Linked DNA regions of Mus musculus: region 2 is linked to region 1. The links are chromatin contacts, found by Hi-C or POLR2A ChIA-PET in ENCODE. All regions are on one chromosome and are shown on one strand. The core of a region is the stretch at or near the end of the contact, and the rest is flanking DNA. Distances in the headings are between cores, read along the strand shown.

Region 1 (3,218 bases), core at 51-2,550:
TAGGCGAACGATTTGGAAAGGTGACGAGGGTGGAGCTGGTGGGTTGCAAGCAACAGGGAGAGCCCAATTTGGAACGGGAAAGGAGGATAGAAAAAGCTGGGGAAGTGAAAGGGGAAAGGGACCGAGAACACACTCCCGAGACACGGACTCTTGAGGGAGAAAACCGAGGATTGTGAGAGCCGGTGCGGGTAGAGAGGGTACAAAGCTAGAGAGATGCAGAAAGAGGTGGGCAACAATCCGCGGCAAATCGCGGGGTATTATTCGAGGAGCAGGAAGGTGGCTGCTTTAAGCGTGGGTGGAGGAAGACCAGAAAGGCCCCTGAGAGAAAAGGGAAGAGAGGGGGAAGCTGGGGAGATAGCACGGAAGAGCGCAGGAGGGCGGTGAGAGGCGAGGGGCGTTTGGCAGAAATACAAGTGTGCAGTTCAGTCAGGACGACGTGGGTCCCAGGTCAGGATTCGGAAGAGGGATGTGAAGGGCTGGAACCCAGGGCCAGATGACAGCCTAGGCTTGTAGAAGAAAGCAGGAGCACGAGGAGAACTGAGGGAGGGAGCCTCCGTAAGGTGCAGGGGCCCAGTCACAGAATTAGGGGAGCCCTGAGGGCTCCTTACCTGCTCCGTGTCCCTTTCGTTCAGCGTGGGTAGGGGGGTCCGAGCGCTGGACATGGCGCCGGTATCTCAGGGGAGGGAATGGAGAAGCTTGGAGGAAGATAGGGAAGGGAAGGCTAGGAGCCCGGCCGGGCGGGGCTTCTCACAGCAGGAGCACCCGCTGCATGGGCCCCGGCCGGGGGTGCGGGGAGGCCGGGCGATGGCTCACGCCAGCCCGGTGATGCACCGCTCGGGCTAGGCCTCGCCGGCTCCGAGCGGCTCCGGACCGCACCCCCCCCCCCGACCCCCGGCTGGGTTGTGCCGCCTTTCGGCCCGGCCGCGCCGCTCCGCCTACTCTCAACCGCCGCAGCCGGCCGCCTGCCTCGCTCCTCCCCTGCCCTCAGCCGCACTGCTCCGCGCCCGACACACAGGCAGCCGCCGCCGGACCTGCTGCTCCCAACATGGCCGCCACCACCGCCAGCCCTCGGCTCTTTCCGCCGGCAAGAGCCGGAAACATCCGAAACAACTAGGAACGGGAGGGGGAAGAGCCTTTTCCTCTCGGCCCAGACGATGGGTGAATTCCGGAAACTACCGAAGAAGGTAATCCCCGGGGACGCGCGCACCTCCTAGATTCCGAAGACCGAGGTTCGGCTCTGTTTACGGAAATCCACGAAGAGACTCCCCGCACCTCCAGAGCCAACCAGCAGCCACGCCTACCGGCCTTTCTCCGCCCACTTGGAGCAAGCTTTCGGCAGTTTCCGGAAACAGCCGAAGAGGCTCCGCGTGTGCTAAACCGGCCACGCCCCCGTTCCGTCGCTCGGCCGAGAGCGGTAGTCAGCCATTTCCGGCAACACCCGAGAGCTGCCGAGGCTAAGAATCTATCTCTTCGTTTCTTTCCGTCAGTTTTCGGTTATTTTCAAACCTTGAACAGGCGTGGGTCACCTGTACCTGTTGTTTGACTTAGAAAATACCGCTATTAGCTGTTCCTACAACTGATGTCCTTTGAGCCTAACGCCAACTTCCCATCCGCATGTTTAGCTCATAAAACCCACTTTATCGCTCAACCTTGCTATCAACGTGTGAGTCAACTGCCAAGTGTAGTGTCATCCTATTGCCTGTCTCCTGCTTTGCACACCCGCCCATCTTGCGACTATCTTGGCTTCTAGAAGTCTATGTCAGCCTTATATTGAGTCAGTCCCCTCATTCCTCTGTAAAGCCTGGGACAGACACCAGGTCGGACAGGCACTGGGTCAGCGTCCTTGAAACTTAACACACCTTTAAGGTACAGTATTTTTTTCAGTATTGAGAAAAATGCTTGCGTGATCTTGGCATGGAATCACATAACAAAGGCCAGCAAAATAACTCAGTTTGATCCATGGGGATCCACATAGTGAAAGGGGAGAACCAAGTCTAAAACATTGTTCCATGAGCATGCTACCCTATACACTAAATAAAAATGTAATTATATATGTATATATGTGTGTGTGTATAATATATATACATATGTATGTATATGTATATATATAAAATGAGTTGGAGAGATGGTTCAGAAGTCAAGAGGAAGGACTGGTTGCTCTCCCAGAGGACTGAGGTTTAGTACCCAGCACCCATATGGTGGTTAACAACTGTCTAACTAGTTCTAGGTGGTTTGACACCTTCTGGCTTCCACTAGGTTGCACAGACGTACATACAGGCTAAACACTCATATACACAAAAGTTAAATAGATAAATACTACAACATAGGTCAGAATGCTGGCTCATTCAGAGCCTGTACTATTTTCCAGAGAATCTGGTCAGGTCCCAGCATCCACATCAGATGGCTCCCTACCCCTTGTAACTTCAATTCCAGGGGAAATGATGCCCTCTGGCCTCTACCAGCACCCGCATGCCAGTGATACACATAAACCCATAAAAGCACAAACATAGGCACATACAAATAAATATTTCTTTAAATTACACATAACATTTCCTTTCTGCTGTTAGTTTCGATTCTATGACACAGTTTCCCACTGTAGACCAGACTGACCAAGAACTCCTGGAGCTGCCTCTGCTTCCCAAGGGCTGGGATTAAAGGTGTGCACCAACCACCCTGTCCATCCAAGTTTTTGTTGTTCTTTTGTTTTTGCTTTTTTTGGAAACAGGGTATTAAGTAGCCCAGGCTGGCCATGATATGTAACCAAGGATGGTTGAACTACTGATCCCCGGCCTTCATTTCCTCACCACTTTGATTGCAAGTGTGCACTGCCATGCCCAGCCCTAAATGACTTTTAAAATATTCTACAATGTTTAAGTCTGGAGAGACCATCTCTTTTTTTTTTTTTTGGTTTTTTGAAACAGGGTTTCTCTGTGTAGCCCTGGCTGTCCTAGAGCTCACTTTGTAGACCAGGCTGGCCTTGAACTCAGAAATCCGCCTGCCTCTGCCCCCCAAGTGCTGGGATTAAAGGCGTGCGCCACTACGCCCGGCTTGGAGAGACCATTTCATTTTCATTTTCATTTTCATTTCAAATCTCCCTTCTAAGACAAACTCATGGCAAAAGAATAGGCACTTGTTGACGATAAGGATTCCTGGGGTTGTAGGATAGTGGGAGAGCTTTAACTCCCATGCCATGAAGGAGGCCCTGGGGTCAATCTCTA
Region 2 (3,373 bases), core at 705-3,204, 140 kb after region 1:
TTCTCTGAGTGCTAGCTAGACTGATTCCTCAATACTTAACATTTGATCTTCAGCACAAAAGGCCAACTTCTGAAACCTAGACTTTTATCAGAAATTTGGAAATTAGGACTAGGCCAACCAAACAGTAAGCAGTGATTAAAGGCAAGTCACTAAGTTATAGAAAAGCCACCGTTTATCTGGAAAATAGCCCAAAATGCAAAAATTTGAAAGAGAAATGCTGGTGGTTTAAACAGAACCAGGGTTCAAAATATGCTGCCTCATTCCCTTTATCTCCAGAAAACTTCCTCCCATACCATTTATCCAAATGGCCATTCCCATGGAGAATTCTGCAGGGCACCAAAGCTCTCAGACAGGTGGAAGGCCAGTATTAGGAAACATGAGAGAATATATTTAATGCTAAGATCAGGAATATTGTGTCATAATTCAAGACTGCGCTGGAGTCAACAAAGCATTTTCTAAACCTCTTAAAATCCTTCCTTTGACAAACCGAATTTTTCGCCAAAGACTCAGTTCTCTTAAGAACCACCACCTGCCAGTGGTGCATATTTTTCCTCAAGAAGGCATCTGCACTGCAGATCTCTCTGATCTGAGTCGAGCTTGCCAGTCAGCTCCCACCAGCAGGCAGACTTGTATACAAAAGAAACTAAAGGAGGCCGCCAGCGTCCCTCCTAGTCTTTTCACACACAAGAGAGAAGGGGGTTCAAGCAGCCCAGGCTTTGTCTGAATTCTTTCCCCTGCAGCAATCGTTCCCTTTTGTTATGCTGCTATTGAGAATAGGCCATCGAAAACAAGAAATCAAAACATGGTGATGGCTTGGCAAGACTGTATTTATTATCTTCTAGAATATAGCAACTGACTGCGTGTCCCCACCCCCACGATGCACCACCGGTGAAGAGCCGGCTGTGTTGCAGATGCAGCCAAGGATCCATCTTGGACTATCAGCAGCTCCCTCCCAAATCTTCCCATGCTATTCTCATCACGCCTCATCTACCTCAGAGTCTCAGAAAAAAAAAAAAAAAAAAAAAAAAATCTGGCATTCAGTTTAGCCAAAAACAGTAACAGAACTTCCTGATCCTTCTGGCGAACAAAAAAAAAAAAAAATTTTTTTTTGGAAGGCTATATCATCCATTTAAGATTGTGTCAACCGGTCTGCAAACCTGCAACGCCACCTTTTCCACCACTACCCCTCTCAAAATCCTAGCGACTTCATTTCTCCTACGTCCCACCTGTCACAATCCCCTGAGGCTCGCTAATCCTGCTCTAAGTCACCCCCACCCCCCGACCCACCCTAGGGCTCTCGGGCCTCCAGCACTCGATCCATTGGGTGCACATAGCCTTTCTCCGTTTTCACCCCACTGCGGTGCCCTCCCTTGCAGGGGGTCAGCGTCAACGCCCACTCTAGTTCACCACCCCGCCCCCAACCTGTTTTCTTCACACCCCGTTATTTCCTCACCTCGGTCCTTCGCTCCCCTCCCCCTTAGCCTGTTCCTCAAATGCCCGCCAAGAGACTAAAGCCGCCCACGGCCCAGACAGGTCGCTCGCCCCTTCCCGGAGACCCAGTAGCTCGCGCTCCCCAGGGACCAAGCCCCACGCGCGCCTCACCCGCACACGAGGAGCCGCAGCTCTTCGCCCCCAGGGCGGGGCAGGCTCCAGGGCTCCCGCCGCCGCCGCCGAGAGCTGACGGCTCGGCCCCGGAGGACGACGAGGAGACTGACGGGGACTGAGTGGCCGCTGACGACTCCGCCATGGCTGTACGAGCAAGGGCGGGAGAAGGGTGAAGAGAGACGTAGGGCGGGAGAGTGGGAGGGGACACAGAATAATCCAGCAGCTGGCTCTCCGAAGTTCCCGGCGACGCCTGTTCGGAAGACTGACTCCGACAGACTGACTGACTCAGCCGAGCTCCGCAGGGAGAGAAGGAGTGCGAGCGCGCATGCGCACAAAGAGCCTGGACGCGCGGGCGGCGGCCTCGGAGGCGCGCAGCGACGCAATGCGCAGGCGCAAGAACTGTCCCTCTGCGCTCCCGCAGGAAAGGACGCAGTGACTGGGCCCGCGGGTGGGGCAGGCCTCTCGGGGGTGAGGGGTAGGGGGTGGGGGAATGGGGGAAAGCCTGACGTAAGGGGCGTGGCTAAACTCTAGAACCGGCCCGCCACTGCAGCCCCTGCTACAGATTAACCGTGCCCAGTCTCCCCACCTTCCACTTGTTTATGTGAATGTTTTCTAGCTGGCAGATTATGTTTCTTTATGCCTTCATAAGCTACAAATTTTTTATTATAAATCCTAATTGATGTCTTTGCCTGATACGTACCAGCCTGTGACTCCAAAGAGTACAATATTTAAAGACCCCCCCTCTGTAATGTTCTTTTTGAATTATCTGGTCGTGTCGTAATATCGCCCCACCGAGGCAGGCATGGTACAGTCCCATGTTTGATAGGTGGAGAAAGATGCTAAACAGAATGAGAAACTATTACTCATTCCAATCACATTGCAATGCAGGCACAGAATCGGCTTCATATTTTTATCTTGTTTTTCTTCCCAAAGAGGCTTCAGGTTGTCTTTTCTCTGAGCTATGTTCTGAGCTACAAAAAACATACTTTGGAAAATAAAAAAGAAGCTGCCGAGGAAAGGAAAACCAGGAGAAAACGTCTTGGTTGGGACTGGGGGAATGGAGTGGACATGAAATGAGGTATTAAAAATGAGGCACAGATACTCATAATACTGAATTTTATTCATGTCCTAAGATGAGTCCCCCAAAAAATGACATTTGAAACTGGACATCAATTTATGTCAAATTTTGTTCTTTTTAAATTTTAAGTACATAATGATGATAAAGCTGTGGGATTTGATGTTGCTAAGTAGCAATCTATGACCCAAAGTGCAATTGCAGATTCAGCAAATTCTGTAAAGATGCTAACTCACAGAGGGAGCGCTAGGCAAGCAGGCTGCTGCAGATGGGGAACAAGCTGTGGACCGCATCTGTCCTAGACAGTTTTTTAAGGTCAAATAAAGCTCAGATAGCATCTTGGTTGTTGCAGTGTTCTGAAAACGATCCAGGATATTTCCCAAAATGACTCTGGAAAATATCTTACTCTGTCACTCAACGGCAGGCATCAATTGATAGTGCAGCAAACTGTCCCCCGATGCTGTTGAGTGCCAGAGAACGATGGCAAAGGGAACTGTATGCCAGTAATCAGGAATCCAATTACTTATTTTGGTGAATGCTTAAGTATTTTTTTCTTAAAGTCTATGTTAAAGTCAGGCATGCTGGATAGTTCTATGTTACCTTGAAATCTGAAAAGAGGGAACCTTGATTAAGAAAATGACTCCAGCCAGGCAGTGGTGGCACACACCTTTAATCCCAGCACTTGGGAGGTAG

Evidence for each region. Hi-C counts contacts between places; a loop is a spot of excess contacts on that map. ChIA-PET counts read pairs that join two places held with the same protein, here RNA polymerase II (POLR2A).
Region 2: a loop to region 1 is called in a map of heart, with 6 times the contacts of the local background. The contact joins the promoter of Rtn3 here to the promoter of Mark2 in region 1. A Hi-C loop is called at or near these places in 1 of 37 maps with a recorded cell type or tissue (heart). POLR2A ChIA-PET finds 5 or more read pairs at or near these places in 1 of 5 experiments (embryonic stem cell).

The regions. Positions count from the first base shown.
Region 1 is chr19:7,340,560-7,343,777 of GRCm38, forward strand. Mark2 (MAP/microtubule affinity regulating kinase 2) reads right to left here and starts at 1,301. Exons shown (of 18, transcript NM_007928.3): 1 at 609-1,301. The coding sequence starts at 662.
Region 2 is chr19:7,481,337-7,484,709 of GRCm38, forward strand. It overlaps Rtn3 (reticulon 3), which reads right to left and starts at 1,955. Exons shown (of 9, transcript NM_001003934.2): 1 at 1,603-1,955. The coding sequence starts at 1,747.